Regions from separate parts of the Homo sapiens genome. Here region 2 is linked to region 1. A link is an interaction called in ENCODE POLR2A ChIA-PET data of the cell type or tissue named here. Cell type or tissue: MCF 10A. All regions are shown on one strand. Each heading gives the region's core, and the rest is flanking DNA. Links, peaks and the distances in the headings are about the cores only. Region 1 has its middle 9.5 kb from the start of DEFB129. Region 2 holds the start of ZCCHC3 (zinc finger CCHC-type containing 3).

Region 1 (12,323 bases), core at 2,079-10,078:
GGCTGAATAATATTTCATTGTGTATATCACATTTTCTTTATATATTTATCCATCCATAGACACCTAGGTGGATTACATATCTTGGTTACTGTGAATAATGCATGCAATTATTTTTTATCAAGGTTCACATTTTCCCATCTTTGCCAAGAGAAAGCCCCTTCAAGTTGACTTCTTTGTTTTTTTTGACATGACTTCAGTAGTCTTTGTCAAGCTGCTTTTTTCCAGTATGGTAAAATCTTCCAGGTACATTTGTATAGTTGCTTCAAGCTCAGAAACAGCAATTTCTTCAATAAGACTTTGGTAAATTATATTTAGAGATAATATCCCGGGTGAGAGGGAAATCATTTCTACTAGGTTGGCCAATATTTCTAGGGCTTTTCAGTGGATGGGGGTAGAAAAAGGTATTTTAAAAATAAAATATAAAATTCCAATTCAAATTTAGGATTTACAGAATTTTTACCTGAACTTTTATTTCTTATCTCTATCAGTGACACCAACATTCATTTCCTTTATCCCACAATATATGTATTAAAGTCTCAATATGATTACTGAAAACATTGAAAACAGTTTGCAATTCTTCTGTTTTTAGGTTATATTCCAATAAGGAAGTATTCTCAAATTACTCTTTGAAAGTCATTTCAAATAGTCCTTTGTGTGGTTATACAACCCATTTATTACAGAGGCTAATTTGATTTCTATTCCTTTTAGATTTTTGGGATTGCCATTTAAGTTTCGATATTCTTGTATTAGATAAAATATGTAGATGATTCCAAAGTCAAACCTTCAAAGCAGAGTATATTCAGAGAAGTCCAGTTTTTATACCTGTCCCCCTCCTCTGTTTCCTCCTCCTTCTAGACATGTCCATTCTAAAATTTTCTTTCTTTTTAAAAATAGATATATTTAATTCTTTTTTCCATGTCCCCTCCCCTCTATCATTTCTTTCTCAATATGGAAGATTCCAGGGTACTCAAGGTCACTGAAGCCAGAAACAAGAGAGAAACAAAAGCCAGAGGCAAGAACTTCATGCTTGAAGGATCAGAACGTGCCTTAAGAGAAGTAGCTGGGTAGATTGGATGGGGACAGAGCTACCTGTGTCACTTGTCTGGAGCTACATTTATTGGCCTTAGATGAGATCAAAAGTTGGGCAGTGAGCCAGGGATGAAGTAGAAATCTCTGCTATTAGGGTGAATAGATTTTGTTACTCTAAGTGGTTATTGCTTAAATTGACTGAGCACTCACAGAATGCACAGAAAATTAGCACCAGTCTTTGGAAATGCATTTTCTAGCTACTGCTGGCATGGGTGAGGCAACATAAGAAAAACTGTGTACTGTTCCTGGGAGGGCAATTTGTCAATATATAGCCCATGTCTAAAACAAAATTAAATGAAACTCTGCTTGCCCTTTGACCCAAAATAATGCACATAGCATAAAAGAATATGTTCATGAAGGTGCAAGAACTATATTGCCTTCTTAGCATTACTCATAGTGAGAATGTGAAAAGTAAGCTAAATGTCTATCAATAGAGAATCTGCTAATTTATGGCACTTAACACATTAGAATTCCATTTAAACAATGATGATAATTGAGGACTATCCTTATTATATAAAAGACTGTCAGTGATATCTTAGGTAGAAAAGAAAAATGACAGGAAAGCGTGGGTAGTATAAGCTAGTCTTTGTTATATATGTATACATGTAAAATATATATACATATAATTTGTGTATTCTCTGGAAGGATATATACAAAAATTTAATGGTCTTTCTCTTTGGGAAAGATTTTGTTATTCTTATTTTATCTTCCATAAAGTTTTCTGTTTTGTCTGAGTGTTCAAAATGACTATAAGTAACCTCATAATCAGAAAAAGTTAATTAAGCTATTTCCATGTATGGAAAATATCTTTTCTGAAAAGTTTTGAGATGAGTATATTCATATAGAAATATTGGCTTTCTTTCCTGATTAATACAAAAGATTGATTGGCTTGCCAAATCAGAATCAGGGGAATCAGAGATCTTTCCCAGCATTAAGCTTTAGTAATAATTTCAAGGATACGGGTAATTACGAAGCAGGTAAAAATGCAAAAGTCTGGGATGTCCACACCACTTCCCAGGTCCTTTCTTGCCTCATGAAAATAAGCCATGGGATAGGTTTAACATGAAAGATCTCTAAGTGATGTCTGTGATGCATGGGTGCCCATCAGCTACCCAAAGGGGCTATTTTAGCTAGAAACATCTCCATTTTATTCTCTGGCAATTACTTAGCATTACAAACACATGACATTTTTCAAGGAGCCATGCCCTGTAAATTCATAGACTCTAAGTTTGTTTACCAGAAGCAATTGAGGACTGAGCAGATGCATTCTGCTACATAAAGACCCCTCTGCTAGTGAATATCATTAGCATATTTACCAGAAGGTCTCTTATTAGCATGTTATAAGGAGATCTGACAGAGTCAGAGTCAAGTTTTTTTTTTTTTTTTTTCTTTCCTGCCAGAAGTATCTCCTGTTAAAGGGAGAGAATTGATTTCAGGACTACTGTTAACTCTTTCCTTCTCATCTCTTAAAATGCAAAGGTATTCCCAATGAATTTCTGACTTATATGTGTGTGTTTCTTAATGGAATTTTTTTTAGGACTTTCATTATCATAGCTTTTGTATCTGTGCTCTAATTCTAATTTCTTTTACAGTGTGGGAGCCAAAAATAAAGGCAATAATCTAAGTGTGAACTTTTCAGGCCGCTTACATTTGGCAATTGCAGGAGCTGTCCAAATCCTTCAGGATTAGGAAATCCTTTAGAATAGGGATATTCACCACTCCTCCTTATACTGGGTCACCAGTAATATCGAGACTTCTATAGCTTCTTCCAAACTTTTTTTTTTTTTTTTGAGACGAAGTCTCACTCTGTCACCCAGGCTGGAGTGCAGTGGCGTGATCTTGGCTCACTGCAACCTCTGCTTCTCAGGTTCAAGCAATTCTCCTGCCTCAGCCTCCTGAGTAGCTGGGATTACAGGTGCATGCCACCATGCCTGGCTAATTTTTTGTATTTTTAGTAGAGATGGGGTTTCACCATGTTAGCCAGGATGGTCTCGATCTCCTGACCTCGTGATCTGCCTGCCTAGGCCTCCCAAAGTGCTGGGATTACAGGTGTGAGCCGCCACGCCTGGCCTCTTCCAAACCATTTCTAAGAGTATGAAATAAGCTTATCCATGTAGATCCTTTATGATATAACTGGCATTAGGTACATGCACCAAAGCTGTTGCCAGTGAGAGTCAAGGAAGCATAGCACTTAAGCGTAGGGTCTCTGATATGATGAGACATGGGTTCCAATCCTGATTCTACTGCTTATCTGTGAACTTCAGCAACTTAAGTTAAACTTTCAGTTGTATTATTTATATAAAGTCTATGGGGTTGTTTTAAGGACTAAATGAGATAATATACTCAAGGTTCCCAGTACTGTATCTGGCTCTTAAAAATGCCCTGTAACTCAAATATTTGCATTATTAATATTGGTTTTTTTTTGTTGTTGTTTTTGACAGAGTCTCGTTTTGTCTCCCAGGCTGGAGTGCAGTGGCGTGATCTCGGCTCACTGTAACTTCCACCTCCCAGGTTCAAATGATTCACCTGCCTCAGCCTCCTGGGTAGCTGGGACTACAGGCGCATGCCACCGCACCTGGTCTGCTTTTCTATACATCTTCCTCCAGGTTGCTATTCTTTCCTTAATCCTCTTTGGCATTGTCATGGAGCACTTATTAACTCATTGGGCTGCCTTTGAATCAAAACTCTGTTTATTGATCTTGTTCAGCAGGATCAATTTTCAGGTTCACTGAGAGCATCAGTGATTAAGCCGTAAAGATGTGGAACCCATGGTTATAAGAGGTTCTTCGTTATGGATGCGTGGTCTCTCTAGAGACAAGGTGATCTGACTGTTACGTGGGGCATAATCATGTGGTAGTTTTTAGGGCTGTGCTGAAACACTGAAATCCAGAAGAGACTATAGAGAGCTGAAAGCACGGTGCATCCCATTCCCTCTCTTTGCTCAGACCCACACAACAGAGAGGAAACAGTAGCCAACAGTATCTATGATAACTAGTCGTGTGCTTTTTCTTTTTTTTTTTCTTTTGAGATGGAGTCTAGCTCTGTCACCCAGGCTAGAGTGCAGTGGTGTGATCTCAGCTCACTGCAACCTCCGCCTCCCATGTTCAAGCGATTCTCCTGCCTCAACCTCCTGAGTAGCTGGGACTACAGGTGCGCACCACCACACCTAGCTAATTTTTGTATTTTTAGTAGAGACGGGGGTCTCACCATGTTGGCCAGGCTGGTCTTGAACTCCTGACCTTGTGTTCCACCCACCTCGGCCTCCCAAAGTGCTGGGATTATCATTTTGTCTTACGTTTTTGCCATAATTTGGACCCACAGGAAGCTTGATAATTTTATTAGCACACAGAGTATCACACAGGTATACAATGTGCTGATAAGATCTGGTGAAGATAAAGTAGTTTCTTGCTACAAGCCAGAAGATTCAGCAAAACCCCCATGAAACAACAAAGACTTCCATTTCAGCAAGGTTGCAGTGGATCCACAGTCTATGGTTCAAAGAGATAGAAAATTTGCTTCTTCTTGCACAATTACAACCTTCGGCCCTCTTCGAATTTTGGAGGCATATTGTGTGATCTTAGGTAACTTAATCTCTTCAAGCCTCAGTTTCATCATCTGTCAAATTGAGATAATTGTCCATTCATAATAGGGCTGTTTAAAGACTAGAGAAGGTGATTCATGTAAATAATTTGGCACAGGGCTGGCTTATAGGAAGTGTCTTATAGCAATTTTTTCTGAAGATAAACTTCCTCTAAGTTGCTGAAATGAAAACGAAACAGCTGAATCCTATTGACTCAGAAGCATAGTTTGTAAAACACTTTATCTTGAAAATGTTTTGAGATGAGTATATTCACACAGAAATATTTGATTTCTTTCCCAATTAACACAAATGATTGATTGGCTTGCCAAATCAGATTCAGGGGAATCAGAGATCTTTCCCAGCATTAAGCTTTAGTAATAATTTCAAGGATTCAGGGGATTATGAAGCGCAGGATTGTTAGATGGGCCTTTCTCACCCTTTCCTGCCCAAATCCTCAAAGATCGAAAGAAGCTGCCCAGAATCTCTGGCAACTGAGAATATGCACTCTGCCGTTCCTCCACTCTCACCTCATTCCCTTACTCCTGCAAGCTCTAAGCCACTCCCACAGCTCCACTCCACAGCAGTCTGCCTCACTCTACCCACGCTTCCTCTTTCCCACAACCTCAGCACCCACTCCCCCTTCCTCACTCAGAGCTAGAGGTTCTTTTTATTGCAGTGAGCATGACTTTCACTATACATGTCTTGCTGTTATGTGGTCATTTGCCTATTTATTTCTCTTTCTTGGCTGCACAATTTTTAAAGAATGAAAATGATTAGAGTTCATTCATTTCTTAGTCCTTAATGTTTGCCCAGAGACCAGAATAGATGCTAATAAATAATTGCTGAGCAATGGAAGAAATATACTTTCTGAACACAGCCGAGTCTGACTACAACTTTATATAAACTTCTGTCTTAGATTTGAGTTAAAAATCCTATTGAAGTTGCTCAGCTTTCTCCCGGGCCTGTGACTGACAAATTTAGAATAAAGGCAGAGGCTCAGGGTGTTTTAAGAGGCATCTGTTGGCCGGGCACGGTGGCTCGCGCCTGTAATCCCAGCACTTTGGAAGGCTGAGGCAGGTGGATCACCTGATGTCAGGTGTTTGAGACCAGCCTGGCCAACATGGTGAAACCCCATCTCTACTAAAAATACAAAAATCAGTCAGGCATGGTGGTGGGTGCCTGTAATCCTGGCTACTCGGGAGGCTGAAGCAGGAGAATCGTTTGAACCTGGGAGGCGGAGGCTGCAGTGAGCCGAGATTACGCCATTGCACTCCAGCCTGGGTGAAAAGAGCAAAACTCTGTCTCAAAAAAAAAAAAAAAAAAAAAGCATCTGTTGTTCCTATTGTTCCTACCTCATTCCTCCCCCTCCTCCTTTCTTTTTTTTTTTTTGGTTGGGGAGGGGACAGGGTCTCACTATGTTGCCCAGGCTGGAGTGCAATGGCTATTCACAGGTATAATCACAGTGTACTACAGCCTAGAACTACTGGGCTCAAGCAATCCTCCTGTCTCAGCCTCCTGAGTAGCGGGTAATACAGGCATGTGCCATCACACCTGGCTTTATCTGACCTCCATTTACCCAGAGCTCAGAAAGAAGGAAGAAAGGATATTATCTTTTTTATGGCCTGTATTAGTCTAGGGCTGCTATCGCAGAATACCACAGCCTGTGTGGCTTAAACAGCAGATACTCATTTTCTCTCAGTCCTGAAGACGAGAAGTCCAAGATCAAGGTGCTGGCAGGTTTGGTTTCTCCTGAGACCTCCTTCCTTGGCTTGCAGATGGCTGACCTCTTGCTGTGCCCTAACATGACCTTTTCTTTGTGTATGCATATCCTTGGTATCTTTTCCTCTTCTCGCAAAGATACCAATTATGTTGGATAGGATCCTGCTCATATGACCTCTTTTAACCTTAATTACCTCTTTAAAGGCTTTACCTCCAAATACAGTGACATTGTGGGTTATGGCTTTAGCATATGAATTTTGAGGGGAACACAGTTCAGCCCATTGGCTCACTTAGTGGTGAAGGATGTAGATAACCTATTGTCCTCTACGGGTGCAGGACAGGCCAAACTAGCATGCAGCTCTCTGAGCAGATGAGTAGAGAGCAGGGAAGCCAGTAGTGACACTGTTTCTTGCTTGGATTTTTCTAATTCAACTTGTCCAGGCAGGAGTCTGGACAAACAGTGCCAGCTGCTGTGTGCCTGCCCTGCCCTCTAGAGCCCAGCACATTCCTTAAGGCATTCTGAGTCTCATGTACTAACAAAAGGCCTTTGCTTTGTTACAGTAAATATATATTTTTTTCTGGACATTACCAAGCTCCCAACTTTTTATTTATGGTTTTATTTAGTGCTCTTTTCTTCATCATCTTAGGTTATTTACTGGCTAATTTATTTTATATATGCTCATAATAGTCTTTCATTTCATAATTTTTACAACTAACAATTTGAGTTCATAAACAACATTTTCAAAGTAGTTCTGGACTGGAAATCAGGCCTTTAGAAGTGATGTAGTTAGTTAGGGATGGGCTTCTAATCAACTGGGATGCCCTCTCTAATAGTTATCTTCATCACTGGCCCTCCCCGCTTCTATCCGCTGTCATGCTTGCAGTAACATCATTAAGCACGGGATCACCTCACTGCTTAGCAAAGACAGACAGAATTCACCTGCATACATATTAGGTTGGTGCAAAAGTAATTGCGATTTCAGACCGTGAATTTTAAATCACTATAACTAGGCTCAAACACATCTTGATTACTCAAATTAGGAACCATTACAATCAACACATTTTTGCCAATGAGGAATAAATTTGTTTATTCCTGTAGTGTAAAAATCTGTGCTTTGGGATTCAACAAACCCTTGGAAGCATTTTCGGCATCCTGCTGATTGTGGAAACATTTTCCCTGCAAAAAGTTGGAAGAAGTGGTAGTCGATCGGCGAGAGGTCAGGTGAATATGGCAGATGAGGCAAAACTTCGTAGCCCAATTCATTCAACTTTTGAAGTGTCGGTTGTGCAACATGAGGTCAGGCCTTGTCGTAAAGAACTGGGCCCTTTCTGTTGACCAGTGCCGGCTGCAGGCATTGCAGTTTTCGGTGCATCTCATTTCCATCTCATTTTCTGAGCATGCTTATCAGAGGTAATGGTTTCGCTGGGATTCAGAAAGCTGTAGTGGATCACAGTGCCAAACAGTGACCATGACCTTTTTTTTTGGTGCAAATTTGGCTTTGAGAAGTGCTTTGCAGCTTCCTGGTCCAACCACTGAGCTGCTTGTAGCAGGTTGTCACATACAATACACTTTTCATTGCCATGTCCCAATCCAATTGAGAAATGGTTCATTGTTGCGTAGAATAAGAGATGACGACACTTCAAAATGATGATTTGATTTTTGCTCAGCTCATGAGGCACCCACTTATCGAGCTTTTTCATCTTTCCAATTTGCTTCAAATGCCAAACGACCATAGAATGGTCAAGGTTGAGTTCTTCAGCAACTTCTTGTATAGTTGTAAGAGGATCAGCTTCAATGATTGCTCTCAATTGGTGGTTGTCAACTTCCAACGGCCGGCCACTACATTCCTCATCTTCGAGGTTCTCCTCTCCTTTGCAAAACTTTTTGAACCACGACTGCACTGTACGTTCGTTAGCAGTTCCTGGACCAGATGCGCAGTCGATGTTGCAAGTTGTCTCTGCTGCTTTACGACCCATTTTGAACTTGAATAAGAAAATCGCTTGAATTTTCTTTTTGTCTGACATCATTTCCATAGTCTAAAATAAACATAAAATCAACAGCAAGTAATAAGTCATTATCAAAAAACATAAAGTGAGAAATGCCTATTAAAATGATGTATAGGCCGGGAGCAGTGACTCATGCCTGTAATCCCAGCACTTTGGGAGGCTGAGGCGGGTGCATCACCTGAGGTCAGGAGTTAGAGACCAGCCTGATCAACATGGAGAAACCCCGTCTCTACTAAAAATACAAAATTAGTCAGTCATGGTGGCACAGGCCTGTAATCCCAGCTTCTAGGGAGGCTGAGGCAGGAGAATAGCTTGAACCCGGGAGGAGGAGGTTACGGTGAGCCAAGATCACACCATTGCACTCCAGCCTGGGCAACAAGAGCGAAACTCCATCTCAAAAAAAAAAAAAAAAAAAGTGTAACATAACCACATTTATTTAAGAACGCATTCTAATATCAAACAGCAAATTCCAACAATGCAAAAACTGCAATTACTTTGCACCAACCTAATAGTTCAGGGTAGGGTAGTAGTTTATTGATTGATTGATACTTTGGTGACTCCCTGTGAAGTGCTCCATGAATGCACTGCTAGTAAGTGGAATGTTCATAGGTTTCTAATTTGATCAGATTGGGTTCTAATATTGGCCTGAGAAGTTAAAAAAAATATAGAGTCACACAGTCCCTGAGTGGCAGGACCTGGAGTGGCAGGACCTGGGATGGCCAGGGTGAGTCCTAATCTCACTCTCTCTCTTTTTTATTTTTATTTATTTATTTAGAGATGGAGTTTTGCTTTTGTCACCCAGGCTGGAGTGCAGTGGCACAATCTCGACTCACTGCAACCTTCGCCTCCCAGGTTCAAGCAATTCTCCTGCCTCAGCCTCCTGAGTAGCTGGGATTACATGTGCCCGCCACCACACCCAGCTAATTTATGTATTTTTAGTAGAAATGGGGTTTCACCATGTTGTCCAGTCTGGTCTCGAACTCCTGACCTCAGGTGATCCACCTGCCTCGGCCTCCCAAAGTGGTGGGATTATAGGCATGAGCCACCATGCCCAACCTCCTTTCTCTTTTTCTTTAAAAGGCAGGGTCTTGCTCTGTTGCCCAGGCTGGAGTGCAGTGGTACGACCACAGCTCACTGCAGCCTCAACCTTCTGGGCTCAAGCAATCCTCCCTCCTCAGCCCCCACAGCCCCTGCCCCACAGTAGCAGGGACTGGAGTTATGTACCATGACACCTGGTTAATTTTTATTTTTTACATAGACAGAGTCTCATGATGTTGCCCAGACTGGTCTCAAACTCCTGGGCTCAAGCCATCCTCCTGCCTCGGCCTCCCAAAGTGTTGGGATTAAAGGCATGAACCGTCACATTCGGCCATGAAACCTAATCTCATAGCCCCTGAGGGAAAGGATCTGGGGTAGCACCGAGGTATGCCAGGGTGAATTCCAAGGGAGAACTTACTGTCACTGTGGGGCTCTCAGGGCTTAGAAAAAGGCCCTCTTTTCCTTTGGAAACTTTGGCAAAATGGAAATCTGAGGTTTTCACCAAGACTATTAATGAATATTTGCAAAAGTGTCCAGTTATGGCTGGTCTGAATTGAAGAATGACCAGTTCTAGATGGGAAATTCAGCCTTTTCTCTGGTCGGCTTTGTGTCAACCTAATATTTGGAGGGTTCTATTACTTAGCAAAGGGGGAGAACTGATATTGGAGAGTTACCATATTTTTCACAGTGGGTATGGGATTTCCCTGAAGCAAACTCATATTCTGCAGTATCATTTATCCTGAGAAGTGCTGGGTGAGTTCTATGATAGGAAAAGGTGACTTAGAGGAAGGCCTTAGACTTGTGTGAGAAAGAACCTTTCTCTCCTTTCTGTGGGTAAACACGGAAGAGAGCATTCCGTGGGAATTTTCCTTCCATGGGAAGGAAAGCTGGACTTTCAAGAGTTTGACAAATAGCTGTAGCAGGGAGAGAATCTGACACCCATCAGGTAGGCTTGGGGTTCCTCAGAGAACACATATCTAGCAGGTGTTAAACTTATGCTTTGTATTGCAACTCCTTTCTGTTGTGCAAAAACTTCCAGGAAAATATTTTTTAGTTATATTCTAGAATCACTGTGGGGCATCATGAAAAATCTTTGTCTTTCTTAGAGTGACACTGTATTAAAAAATGAGTAGGATGGGGAAAGGTGACCTTTGAATGGAGGTAGGTGATATGTAGCAGAGAAGAATATGTTAAAAAATCTGGATGCAGTTACCTATTTTCACTTTTGTTGCCTGTGCTTTGGGGTCATATGCAAGAAATCATTGCCCAGAACGATGTCATGGAGCTTAAATACAGAACAGTACTGTGTTTTCTTCTAGTAGTTTTACAGTTTTAGGTCTTATGTTTAAGTCGTTAATCCGTTTTGAGTTGATTTCTTTTATATGGGGTGAGATAAGGATCCAATTTCATTCTTCTGCATGTGGGTAGCCAGTTTTCCCAACACCATTATTTATTTATTTATTTATTTATTTATTTATTTATTTATTTTTCTGAAACAGAGTCTGGCTCTGTCGCCCAGGCTGGAGTGCAGTGGCCCAATCTCGGCTCACTGCAAGCTCCGCCTCCCGGGTTCGCGCCATTCTCCTGCCTCAGCCTCCCAAGTAGCTGGGACTACAGGCGCCCGCCACCACGCCCGGCTATTTTTTGTTTTTTGTGTTTTTAGTAGAGACGAGGTTTCACCGTGTTAGCCAGGATGGTCTCGATATCCTGACCTCATGATCCGCCCGCCTCGGCCTCCCAAAGTGCTGGATTACAGGCGTGAGTCCCTGCGCCTGGCCTAATTACTATACCTTTGTAATATATTTTGAAATAAGAAAGTGTGATGCCTTCAGCTTTGTTCTTTTTACTCAAGATTGATTTTGCTATTCTGGGTCTTTTATGGTACCCTGTGAATTTTAGGATTGTTTTTTCCATTTCTTTAAAAAATGCCATTGGGATTTGGAAGGGGGGAGATGTATTATATCTGTAGATTGCTTTAGACAGAATGAACAGTTTAACAATGTTAAGTCTTTCAATACCTAAACATGGAATATCTTTCCATTTATTTGTGTTTCCTTTGATTTTTTCATCAATATTTTTAAGTTTTTAATGTACCTCTTTCACTTCTTTGGTTAAGTTTATTCCTATGTTATTCTTTTTGTTGCTTTTGTAAATAGATTGTTTCCTTGATTTTCTTTTGGAATGGTTCATTGTTAAGTGTATAGAAATGCCACTGATATTTGTATGTTGACTTTTTTGAATCTATTTCTTAGTTCTACATTTTTGTGTGTGTGTTCGTGAAGTTTTCAGGGTTTTCTACAAATATGGTCATGTTACTTTGGGAGGTGATGTATACGTCTATCACCTTGATTGTGGTGATAGTATCACAGGATTTTGCATATGCCCAAACTCATGCCATTATTCACATTAAATATGTTCAATTCTCTGTATATCAATTATGCTTCAATAAAGCTATTAAAAAACTAGAATAGGTGGCTGTGCCATTGTAATTTGGGCAATAAGAGGAAGAGTGATCTGAGATTGCTGATTTCTGGGATATAATATAATGTTCACATCTCCATTTTATGAATAAATAAACTGATGCTTATGTGTGGATAAATGATTTGTTCAAGACCACACAGCTAAAAAGTGCCAGAATCTAGGATGCTAGTCCGGGCATATCAGACCTGAATTTCTATACTCTTAAATTATATGCCACAGCCCTCAGAAATATGCCTGTCTCCTCTGGATTAGGGGCATCCCCTATGCCTAAGAGTCACTATAATTACTTGTGCCCTAAAACTCTCTAGCCTTGTTGCTGTTCAATATGCTATGAAATCCTCTATTCATATATGACTATGAGCACTTGAGATGTGGCTAGTATGAATAGAAATGTGCTCTATGTGTAATT
Region 2 (12,323 bases), core at 3,171-11,170, 61 kb before region 1:
AGCCAGGGACCACGCCCTTTCTCCCTTCCATGTCATTTAAAGGGACTGTGCCCTTCCCTTCCCAGCACTTCCCTTCCTGTATCACCAGGTTCAAGCAGTTCTCCTGCCTCAGCCTCCTGAGTAGCTGGGACTACAGGTGCATGCCACCATACATGGCTATTTTTTTTTGTATTTTTAGTAGAGACAGGATTTCACCATGTTGGCCAGGCTGGTCTCGAACTCCTGACCTCAAGCGATCCACTTGCCTAGGCCTCCCAAAGTGCTAGGATTACAGGCATGAACCATTGCACCTGGCCCCTTAGCTTGGTCTTGTACCACTCCATACTCCAAAATTCTTTCTGGTTGCTGTTTGTCAGCCGTAACTGGAGTTGACATAAAGGGATGTAATGGGCAATCTGGCTGAGAGTAAGGTTGGAAAGGAGTCCAGGAGCCTCTTGTGAAAGGGATCGGGTACCAGGCTGGGTTCCAAGTGCACAAGGGAGTCCCAGAGGACGTGACATGGGAATAAAATGGTCAGCGTGCCAGATTGACATCTTAGAAAGATCATTTGCTCCTTAATCTGCCCCCATCACTTTCCTCTAAAAGGCCCTTATTGATAACCTCCACACTACTCAATCCTAGGGCACTCTTCAGTTCTGATCTCAATTGACATTTTTTTTTTTTTTTTGACGGCGTCTCGCTCTGTCGCCCAGGCTGGAGTGCAGTGGCTCAATCTCAGCTCACTGCAAGCTCCGCCTCCTGGGTTCACGCCATTCTCCTGCCTCAGCCTCCCGAGTAGCTGGGATTACAGGCGCCCGCCACCACGCCCAACTAATTTTTTGTATTTTTAGTAGAGACGGGGTTTCACTGTGTTAGCCAGGATGGTCTCAATCTCCTGACCTCATGATCCGCCCGCCTCGGCCTCCCAAAGTGCTGGGATTTCAGGCATGAGCCACCGCGCCCGGCCTCAATTGACATTTCTTAGAGCTGATTTTACTTGATTTCTTGCAGCCCTTGACACAATTGTTAACCCCTACCACCTGAAATGTCCTCCCTTGGTTTATGTGTTTCTGCACGTTCTGGTTTTCCTTCTCCCTTTCTGGCTGTCCCTTATTAGTTTTTCACCATCTCCTTTTCCATCAGGGAAAACTGTGTCAAAGTTGCTTGAGGCACAATCTTAGTTGGTATAATCTTTCCTTCTGCTTTCTCTCTTGACCATTAGGAGAGTGTGAAATCAGTTTAACACGTCATATAAGCATTGACAAAAGGATGAAGCAATGGAATAGAAAGTGTCAAGGTGCATCATGCACAGGGCAAATATTGTTTGAGGAAGCTTATTTCAGATTTAGATATAAATACACACATGCATATGTATGATGGCTGCAATGTAAAATATATATCTTACTGTGGGATGTGGTAAAACAGTTTGAAAGCCACAGCTGTACAACTCCTGTGTTTATTTCTCAGGGCCAGAATTCTCCTAGGAATGTAAGATCTGTGTGTATCCAACCGCCTACTCCACATCTCCTCTTAGATATCCTCTACGGAGACCTTAAACTCAATATATCCAAAATCAAATTCAAGCCCTTCACCCTAAACTTGGATTTTCTCTTCTGTTTCGCATCTCAGGGAAAAGCCCCACCATCCATCCAACTGCAGAAGCTAGAAACCTGGGCAACATCCTTGGTACTTAACTTTCTCCCAGCCCATGTCAAATATAGCTCCAAATCTTGTTGACTTAAACTCTGAAAGATTTCTTTACTCGGCTGTTTCTCTCTGTACATCTCCGCCTTCCATGCCTAAGATGTCCTCATCTCTCGAGAGACCTGGGTGAACTATACTGTATTTCCCCTTGGGCTCTCCTCTGACCCAGTCTCCACCAACTATCCTGAATGATGCTTGTAAAACATAACCAATCTAATCATGTTACTCTCTTGCTTGCAAGTCCTTCAATGGCACATCGTTCTTAGACCCACATTCTTAACATGGCCTACCAGATGCTCCCACGAGCTCCTCTTCTCTGCACTGCAGTCACATTTTTTGTGCTGGATATTGTCTTTTGACAGACAGCACCCATCCCCATTCTATGTGCCTTCCTATGTTGCGGATGCTGGAAAGCTAAAACATCTCCCAACTCCCTTGCAGCTAGGGCTCTAGCACTTAGATGTATTTGCATAAAAGATGGAAGGGAGGCATAAGTAAGCCAGACAGTTTGGGCTGTTTTTACCTGTAAATGGTTGCGGAGACAGTAGTGCACAGTCCCTGGCTTTGTAGAGGCAGGGAAAGGACTTGGCATTTCACTGTCCTGCCAGTGGCATTGGCAGTGACTTTCTGATCCCAGGATCCTGTCTTTGGGTGGCAGCTTCACCATTGTGTCCTCATGCTCAGCCTTTCCAGTGGTGGCCTCCTGGCTTCTGTCTTTCTGACTGTGAGAGGTAGTAACTCCCCTGGCAGTTCTATGGTGTTCTAGGAGTCATTCCTAATACCCAGCCCAGGGACCAGCATTTTCTTCAACAGCAAGAGTGGTTTCTGTTTCTAAACTTAGACTGATTCATTTAGTCTCTAGAAGTGGTCATGCCTCCTCCCACTATAGGGTTGTTTTACTTGCTATCCCTCTTGCCTAGGTTAATACCCTTGCCATCCCTTAATCCCCAGCCCCATCTCTCGATTAACTCCTTTTATGTCTTTTCCATCTCAGTTCAAACATTTTCTCTGATCCTTAAGACTGGATCAGCTTTGCTTGTTAAACAGGGATCTCACCCTGTATGTTTCTTTTAGTGCATCATCGTCTGTAATTATGTACTTGTGTGACTCTAGAATCTGAGCTTCAGGGACTTGATTATCCTGCTCCATGCTGTGTTCCATCGCTTAGAAAAGGCCCCTATAGAGTTGGCGCTTAACAGGCATGTGTTGAAAGAATGAATGGAATGGAGGAGGCCTGATTGGAGGCTCTGAGGACAAAATCCACGTTTTTAAATATGGCTGGTAAGCCCTGTGACACCTCTTCTCGGCGTTTTCTCCCAGCCACATCTTCCCCTGACTCTTGGCCAGTCCGAACACGCTGTGTGCTCTCTGGCCTCCAGGCCTCTACATCTGCTATTTCTGCTGCTTGGCTGTCTCTTCACTCTTAGCCTGGTTCTTACTCATCTTGCAGGTTTCAGTCAGGACGTTTTCTCTTCTAGGGAAACCTTTACTTCAGACAATTCTATACAGGACAAATGTTGGCTGGGTGCGGTGTCTCACGCCTGTAATCCCAGCACTTTCAGAGGCTGAGGCAGGTGGATCACCTGAGGTCAGGAGTTCGAGACCAGCCTGGCCAACATGCTGAAACCCCATCTCCACTAAAAATACAAAAATTAGCCGGGCGTGGTGGCACGTGCCTGTAATCCCAGCTACTTGGAAGGCTCAGGCACATGAATCGCTTGAATCCGGGAGGTGGAGGTTGCAGTGAGCCAAGATCATGCCACTGCACTCCAGCCTGGGCAACAGAGTGAGACTCTGTCTCAAAAAAAAATTGTTAAATATATGATTGTAAACATTGCCTACTGTTACTTATCTGTACCTTCCATTGCAAGTGCACTGTCTTGTTCAAGGCAGCCTATGCAGAGGGCCTTGCATGGGGCCCAGCTCTAATGCCCTCCGTATTTGTTGAAGTGGAATGAATCAATGTCCCCTAGTCAACCAGCCTCAGTCCGGGCATCTCTGCACACTTTCCAGGAGCCCAAAAACAGTGAAGAATTGTAATTTGAGGGCTGCTTGATCAGGAAAGGAAGCTGGGGGAGGTTTGTTCAGCTCCAGCCCCTGGCTGTCCCTGGGCCACCAGGCAGGAGGCCTTGAAGCAGATCCTGTGGGGGATGGGCAGGGAAACAGTTTCTTCCTCTCCTCCCTCCTGGAGAGTGGGGGGATGGGGCCAGGAGAGGGAAGGTTCCTTCAAGGAGGCTCCCTGGCACAGTGCCTGCTTTGAGGAACGGAGTGGAGAGTATGGTGAATGCAGGCTTTCTCCTGGCCCCTGGCCTCCAGCTCTGTGAGAGGGAGGGAAACCGCTGGCAAAGACGGGAAAGAGGGATGGGAGGGAGGGGAGAGTCTGCTTGCTTTGGGAGACAAGGAGAGGGGTTGAACTGGCTCTGAAAGACAGGATTCCCAAGAGCCTACCAGGTCCCAACTCCAGATCAGCTCTGGAAATATCCTCAAATCACTGAGTCAGAGTCAATATACTGGGAACGTTTAACTCTCAGGATCAGATCATCCTAGCATCACCAGCTGGAAAATCCTTCAGAGAGTTGTATCTGGGGTCTGCAGGGTATTGGACCTGAAGTCCAGGGACCTTGACCCTATTCTGCCTGCAGGCCCAGTCTCCAGTGGGGGCTAACTTGGAGAAGTCAGCTCCCTGGATCCCGCTTTTTCAACAGCTGGAAGAAATGGCATTTTCCCAGAACCCAAGAATATTTTGCATCCCATCCACAGCGCGCGCTTACAGTAACAGAAAGACGAGGAAGCTGGCAAACCACCTCTCTTTCCCACAGGTCTGTAATCTCCCTGAGGGCAGGGTTCAGCTCACACATCTTATACTCTGGTCTCAAACCTGGCTGCCCATCAGAATTGCTTGAGGATGATTAACTAAAATGTTTCACTTCCTCTAACAGTGATTCTGATTTATTGGAACTGTGTTAGGACTTAAAACCCGTTTTAACAGTGTGCTGATTGTGATGCAAAGGGACCGGCACAACGTAGTAGGTGCTAAGTGTTGCCTGCAGGGGTGGGAAATGTATTTAGCAAGGTAAACAAATGGAGTGTAGGGGAAGTGGGATTGAAATACGGTCTGGAGCTGGGTAACTGTGCATCTAACACTTTGAAAGGAAATAGTGCACCAGTTTTAGCAATACAAAAGATAAATATTTATTCAGAACAAAACTTTTAACAATCAATTTTACATTCTAAGCCACAAGGAAATAGCAAAACATATAGCAAAGGAAAAGCAAACACTAAAAGAAAAGCAGTGTACTGTCTTTTCTACTGGATAACACTTAGTTGGCCCATGACCTCTCGCTTGGCCTATCTCCCAAGTACATTTTAGAGTTAACAGCTCACTCATAATTTTGGGTTAAAATCCATCTTTCTCCTGAGAATCAGGAGTTGCACATGAGCTCCAGCTAGCTGCTTCTCTAGGGTTCGTAGCTATTGAGGCTAAGGTGCAAATGTAAACCTTTGGTAGGTTTCTTTACACAGGGGCACCCCCATTTCTCACTGGTGGCAATGAATGGGGAAGGGGTAGGGCCTCCAAAGGACCTGGCACACTGTAATCCAGAAGTGGTGCCCCAGGGAGCAACGAATGCACCCTGGAGTGTGGTCCTTGGTCCGTTCCGTATCTCCCAAGTATTCAGAAGCCCCTCCTTAAAAACCTTCTCTTTCTGCTCCCTCCTCCAGGTGATTTCTCAGCATTCCTCTGGGCTGATCATTCTGGAGAGATCAGACTTTCTGGGCCCTCAAGTGTTGAGGAAATTGTTGTGAAGTGTGAGAGGTAGTGGAATGAGCACCGGGCTTGGGGTCAGGGGACTCTACTATAGGCTGGCTCTGGCACCAGACAGCTATGTGATTTTCACCCAGTCATTTAACCTCTTTGGGCCTGTTTCATCTGCTGGAAAACCAGGGAATTGGTCCAAACCAACTCTCAGGTTCTTTCCAGCAGGAATATTCTAGATTCCATGATTCTATAAAAAATGGCTTCTGAGCCACCAAAAGAGCTGTCATGAAGTCCATGCATCTTTGTGCCATAAGAGAGGCCCTTGGCCACCATTCAGAGCTTATTGATTCAGATTATATACACTTCTAACAACACTGGTTTCACAAATTCTCAGACCACGTAGATTAAAAGCAGCAAATTAAATGAGGGAGGGGAAGAGCTGCAAAAGGTAGACACTCTGATAGAAGCCACAGTCAACAATGTTTTCAATTCAGCAAACACTGATGGAGTGCCTACCACGTGTTGGGCCCCGTACCTAGTGCTGGGGCATAAAGATGAGCAAGGCAGCCCAAAGGGTGAAAATCCAGGGGAAGAAAAGGTATGGGGCGGGGAGGGCGGGAGGGGGGCAAGGAGAGAGAGAAAAAGTACAAGAAACAAAACAAATACCCAATAGAAAAACGAAAATAAAATTTTAAAAGGGAGGGGCAACACATCTGCACGCTACAGTTCTCCGCAGTCGTTATTGGTGACAGAGTCACCAATTCAGAACAGGCTGAAATGGAGTAAACTCGGTTTAAGAAGGCATAGAGAGATGTCTCTTGTAGGTTTTAAAAAGATCTCCTTCAAAAACGATAAAAAATGGTTTAAAAAAAAGTTTTGGCACTTAAGAGGGATAAGCTGGCTGTGTGTTCACCCTGGCAGGCAGGCGGGTGTTTAGTGCCCGGCCACGCCGGTTAGCTGAGCTGCCACGGAATTGTGCACTGCTTTGGGACACTGGGCAAAGGCGTGTCCTCGCTTGCCACAGAGGTTGCACACGATGCCCTTCCGGCAGTAAGGGCTCAGGTGCCCCTCCTCCCCGCACCTGAAGCACCTGTCCTGCGTGCAGCTGCCGCTCATGTGGGTCCGGGAACCACATTTAAAGCATGTCTTGGGCTGCCCCTTGTACCAGCTGTAGCCCCTCTCGGCCCCCAGGAAGAAGGCCCCTGGCAAGTGCCTGACCCCGCCCTCCCCCTGGCGCAGCTCGATCTCGCATTTGTACTCCCCGGTCCAGATCCCAAACCTGTCGGTCACTTTCACCGGCACGGCCAGCACGTCGCAGTGGCGCTTGAGCCAAGTCACAATGTCCTCCACGTCCACCGTCTCGTTCCGGAAGAGGATGAAGAGCGTCTTCAAGCTGGACTTGCTCCGCCCCAGCACCACAAAGTTCTCCCAGCAGTCCTCCTGCTCCCGCTTCTCCTCGTAGACGCGTAGGAACAGGGCCAGCTTCTCCGCTGAGCGGAAGCTCACGTCGAATTCGCGGCTGCCCGGGATCTGGATGACCGCGTAGATGTCGCTCGGGTCCATGCCGATGGAGCGCAGGATAAGCGCTCCTACCACGAAGTCCCGGGTCGGGCAGGCGCCCTCGTCTCCCTGGAAACAGATGCGGACGAGGAAGCGACCCTTGCCCGGGCCTGCCGCCGCCGCCGGCTCATCCTGGAGGGGCCGCTCGGCCGCGTCCTCGGCCTCGCCGGGCCTGGCCGGGGTCGCCATGGCGGCCGCCGCCGCCTCGGCCTTCTTCCTCCTGCCCGCCTCCGCAGCGCCCTTCTTTTTGCGGGGGTCCACCGCCTCGCCGGCCGGATCTCTCCGACGGCCCTTCGGATCCCCGCGGCCAGCCGGTGGGAAGTCGCCGAGGTCCGGCGCCGCCAGGCCCGCGGGGCCGCCGAGCCCGGCGCTCCCTCCACCGCCGCCGCTTTCCTCCTCCCGCCGCGGCGGCCGCGGCTCGCGGAATTCGCCCTTCTTCTCGGCTAGATTCTTCACCACCTGGGCCCAGCCCATCTTCTCGCGGCCGCCGTCGGCCTCCTCGCCCCGGGCCGCGGGCCGCGCGGGGGGCAGAAGCTGCGGCCGCCCCCGTTTCCTCTCTTCCTCCGCGCCGCCGCCGGTGGCCATTTTACCTCCTTCCCAGCATCCTCCACTCGCTCCCGCAGCCAAAGGGCGCCCATCGCGCGCGCCCGCCCGCCGGGGCTGTGTGGGTTTGGTTTTTTTTTTTTTTTGAAATTTGACGCTACCCTCCCCCGCCGCGCCCTCAAAGGTATCACATGCGGCGCATATTGGCCAGCGCCGGCTCTGCGCCCCCTGCGCTGAGCCTCTCTTCCGCCAGCGCTCGCTCCAACCTCACCTCCGTCCGCAGCGGGATGGGGCGCCCGGAGGCGGCCCTTTCCCCAGCGCGGGTTTGGCAGCCTCCGGCCTCGCTCTCGAGGATTTGGCGTTTCGCAAGCGGTGCTCGACGATTTCATGCTAGCAGCTTTGCTAACGGCCCACAGCCCACAGGCGGGACGGAGTTCGGCAACATCTCTCCCATTTTTTCTTTTTTGTACCTTTTCTGTTAAAAAAGCAAAAGCAATAGCAAAATTAAAACTTAGCTTTCCGTTTCCCCAGAACTGACTGCAATGCGTTATTTTTTTTCCCACGTCGGATTATGCACGTTTTCAAGAAGAAAAGTTGAAAGTTTTACAGTGAACATTTTACCATTAACTTTTTATCATTAAAATTTTACTCTGTCACACTACGCCTCGATCCATTCATCGGTCTTTATTTTTTGATACATTTCCAAGTAAGTCATATTGCATTAATTTTTATTTTTTTGAAAAGACTTTCGTCGTATTTAGGATGAAGTGTGAGTGCTGCTTAAGTTCCCAGTACTGTGTTAAGCACACTTCAGACTTTATTACATGGAATCTTCCAAAAACAATGCTGTAATTATGCCCATTTTACAGATAAAGAGGCAGGAGTTAAGTCACTTGGCGGAGTTAATAGGCAGCCCCACGTATAGGTAGCTTATATTTCTTTCTTTCTTTCTTTTTTGAGACGGACTCTTGGTCTGTCGCCCAGGCTGGAGTGCAGTGGCTCAATCTCGGCTCACTGCAGGCTCCGCCTCCCGGGTTCACGCCATTCTCCTGCCTCGGCCTCCTGAGTAGCTGGGACTACAGGCGCCCGCCACCACGCCTGGCTAATTTTTTGTATTTTTAGTAGAGACGGGATTTCACCGTGTTAGCCAGGATGGTCTCGATCTCCTGACCTCGTGATCGCCCGCCTCGGCCTCCCAAAGTGCTGGGGTTACAGGCGTGAGCCACCGCGCCCGGCCGGTAGCTTATATTTATTTAACCACTTTATTTCTGACGCCGTGGATCAAGAACTGTGCATCAGATCCTAGGAAACCTTGTTAACAGGCAGATTCCCTTCATCCCAACTGCTGGTATTGGTCTCAGGGGAGCCACTGACTTGGGCCGTTTGCACTTTCCAGTCCTCTCACTTTATATCCTCAGGCACCATTTCCTTTATCCCTTCTCAGCCACGCATTCCCGTGATCATACTCGGAACTTCACCATTACCAGAAACATCAATGTCTTAGATTCACATACTTCTCTGTTATTCTTTCTACTTGCCTGGTCAAGTTTCACCATGAGGAGAATACTTACACAACCAAACAATAGATGTATTTTAAACAATCTCTTCCATTCCTCTTATCTTAAGCCCTCACTCCAGGTAACTATCACATAATCAAATATCTGCAAGGGTCAGGCAGGTGCCTTAAGTAGAAGATATACTGGGTGAACTGGAGATCGAATATTCTATCTGAAGGGGCAACTGCTAGTCAACTGTAGCTGAATATTCCTCTCCAGAAGTGAGGGTCCACTGTGGGGGGATCTTTCAGTTTCCAAAGAGAAATCTGAACTCCAGTTTCTTCTTTTATGGGAAACATTCTTCTCTCTCTTTCGTCTTCTTTAAGATGGTCTCAGCTATATTTGGAACCTCCATATAAATTTCACAACCTGCCTACTAAGTTCCAGGAAACTATGAGATCTTAATTGGCGTTGCACTGCATTTGTACAGAATTACCACTTTATAACACGGAGTCTTTCCATCAATGACCCCACTTGATTTCTCACTTATTTAGGCCTTATTTTATGAATTTCAATAAAATATTATAGTTTTCTTCATAAAGGTCTTACATACTTTTGGGGATTTATTCCAAAGTACCACGTGGTTTGACTGCTATTGTAAGTGAAATTATTGTAAATCAGAAGTTACATATGGTTTGTTGGTGTCCGTTAGAGGAAACACGATTGAATTTTGTGTACTGACCCCATATCTGGCAACAAAGTTGAAACCTTAAAAAATTTCCAGTGGTTTTTGGAATCTCTTTACTTTTCTGTATTGCCAATCATATCGTCTGTGAATAATGAAGGTTTTGTCTCTTTTTTCAAATCTTATACTTTTTCTTGTCTTACTGCACTAGTCAGGAACTCTCATATAATCAACGTATTTTGAGCATTTTTGTTTTGTGTTGGACTTTAAAGGCATCTGTCTGTATTTTGAAAATATTTGACTTGTGGATTAGGTTCTGGCTCCATGTCCAATTTTGCTAATCATATCTTCTTCTGTTGTACAATTTCATTGGTATGTGTAGGGCCATCCTTTTGGTCAGTTTCATTTTTTCCAGGTCAAATTTTGCAGAGATTATTACATCAGGAGCTACAGGGGCCAGGCAGGTACCCTGCAAGGAGAGCAGTCCGGATGGGCACTGAGGCCGTATGGAGAGAGCAGCTCTGGAGGGCTGTGCAGATGATAAGAAGGAATGTCTAGGATCTTGTTATGTCGAGTATAGCAGGTGTCTCCACAAGAACCACGGCATCTTACCCAGTGACAACAGTAGGGATTGTGGGTTTAGGATGCTGTGCACATTTGCCACAAAGCCAGCACATCAAATGACATGGATGGAAGCCCGAGACTGCCTGCTCAGCCTAGTCCACCTCTCAGCAAGATGTTGATGGAATCAGAGCCCAGGTTGCCATTGCTGAGCCTGGAGCCAAGCAGGCCTGAGAGGCCCTCTATCACATTTATCACCTCACATGTGCAGGGAGGAAAGGCCAGCTCATCTTGCCCACCTATCCTGGGGGCAGGAAGTTCCATCAGGTGTTCGTGAACACAGAAATGCCACCTGAACAGGTGTAAGTGCAAATGGACCCCATCTGATTCAATCCCAGTTCCAACAGCTTTGTTACAGGTGATTGTCAGTGGCCCCTCAAGTGTGTTTTGGCTTTGATTAAGATGGCAGCATTTTTGCAAATGTTTTTATGTATTTTTTTTAAAAATTTGAAGTGGGGCCAGGTGCGGTGGCTCACACCTGTAATCCCAGCACTTTGGGAGGCCAAGGCGGGCGGGTCACCTGAAGTTAGGAGTTCGAGACCAGCTTGAGCAACATAGAGAAACCCCGTCTCAACTAAAAATACAAAATTAGCCGGTTGTGGTGGCGCATGCCTGTAGTCCCAGCTACTCGAGAGGCTGAGGCAGGAGAATCACTTGAACCCGGGAGGCAGAGGTTGTGGTGAGCCAAGATCATGCCATTGCACTCCAGTCTGGGCAACAAGAGCGAAACTCTGTCTCAAAAACAAAAAAAAATTGAAGTGGGAGGCAGTAATATTACTGGTTAAGTACCTGAGATGTGGGGCACAGGCAGCTCTCAGTGGGTGTCCATGCTGGGTCAGCATGTCTGATGAGGAAGGCTGTCTGACAGTGGCCAAGCTCTTCTTTGTATTAATCAAGGTACAGGTTAAGCTACTGTAACAAAGGGACTCTCAAATACAGGGTCTCAGACAAGGTGGAGGTTTATTTCTCTTTGATGAAGCAGCTCGGAATTTGGCAGGCAGTAAGGACAGGTAGGTGACTTTCTCCTGCAAGGTTGTCAGGGACCCACCCAGGTTCCTTCTATCTTGTTGTTCCTCCAGACGTAGGGTTCAGTAAAATGCTTTTGGTCTGCAAGTACCAGAAAACTCAACTCAAATTTGCTCACCCAGTAATGTGATTTCTTATTTAATCTCAAGTATTTTCTAGATAGGTGAAAGGTTAATTTAATTAATTAATTTCTTTTAGAGACAGAATCTTACTCTGTTGCCCAGACTGGCGTGCAGTGGCACAATCATAGCTCACTGCAGTCTCAAACTCATGGGCTCAAGCAATCCTCCCACCACAGCCTCCCAAGTAGCTGAGACTACAGGTGCACATCATCACATCTGGCTAATTAAAACAAAATTTTTTTTTTCTGAGATGTGGTCTCACTATGTTGCCCAGACTGATCTCAAATGCCTGGCCTCAAGCGATGCTCCTGCGTCAGCTTCCCAAGTAGCTGGTATTACAGGCACATACTATTGTGCCAGGCTAGGGTTGGTTAATTTAATGGCTCAACAGTGCTATCAAGGAAGAAGGTTTTTACATTTTCCTCTCTACCATTCACTGTATATCCTCTTTGGCCAACTCCCCTCACAGTTCCGCGATTCCAGGAATCCCACACAGATATGACAATGTCTACCAGCAGATGAAGGAATGTTTTTCTGCAATGCCTTTTTTTAAAAGTGTGATGAAAACCTTTCCCAAAAGCCTTTGAGTAGATTTCTCATCCTGTCTTCTTAGCCAGACTTTCATCATGTATCTATGACTAGACCTCTAACTGGAAAGGGAAATTGGCTCACCAAGTCCAGCCTCAGACAGTCATGACTATTGGAGCTGGGACTAGGACTAGGGCTGGACCTGGGGCCTGCCTCCATTAAGGCAAGTGCATACATGGACAAGATCAGGATCCAATAGTTGCGATGATGGGGAGGAATGGCTGTTGAGTAAGTCACTACCT

What was found. Peaks named below come from ENCODE experiments on the same cell type or tissue, not always from the same donor. Only the 100,000 strongest peaks of a DNase experiment are listed, where the experiment ranks them.
Region 2: POLR2A ChIA-PET joins it to region 1 with 18 read pairs; 6 of 35 experiments call an interaction of 5 or more read pairs at or near these places.

What each region holds. Positions count from the first base shown.
Region 1 is chr20:230,632-242,954 of GRCh38, reverse strand. No RefSeq gene overlaps it. Among named protein-coding and RNA genes, the nearest start is that of DEFB129, 9.5 kb to the right of the region's middle. In MCF 10A, for the core only: a CTCF peak has its summit at 6,876 (motif pointing left); no DNase peak of the experiment used is centred there.
Region 2 is chr20:292,849-305,171 of GRCh38, reverse strand. ZCCHC3 (zinc finger CCHC-type containing 3) reads right to left here and starts at 7,602. Exons shown (of 1, transcript NM_033089.7): 1 at 4,851-7,602. The coding sequence starts at 7,585. The coding sequence ends at 6,374. RefSeq lists silencers at 3,673-3,967, 7,159-7,228, 7,409-7,498. In MCF 10A, for the core only: no CTCF peak of the experiment used is centred there; DNase peaks (open chromatin) are centred at 6,491, 6,871 and 7,781.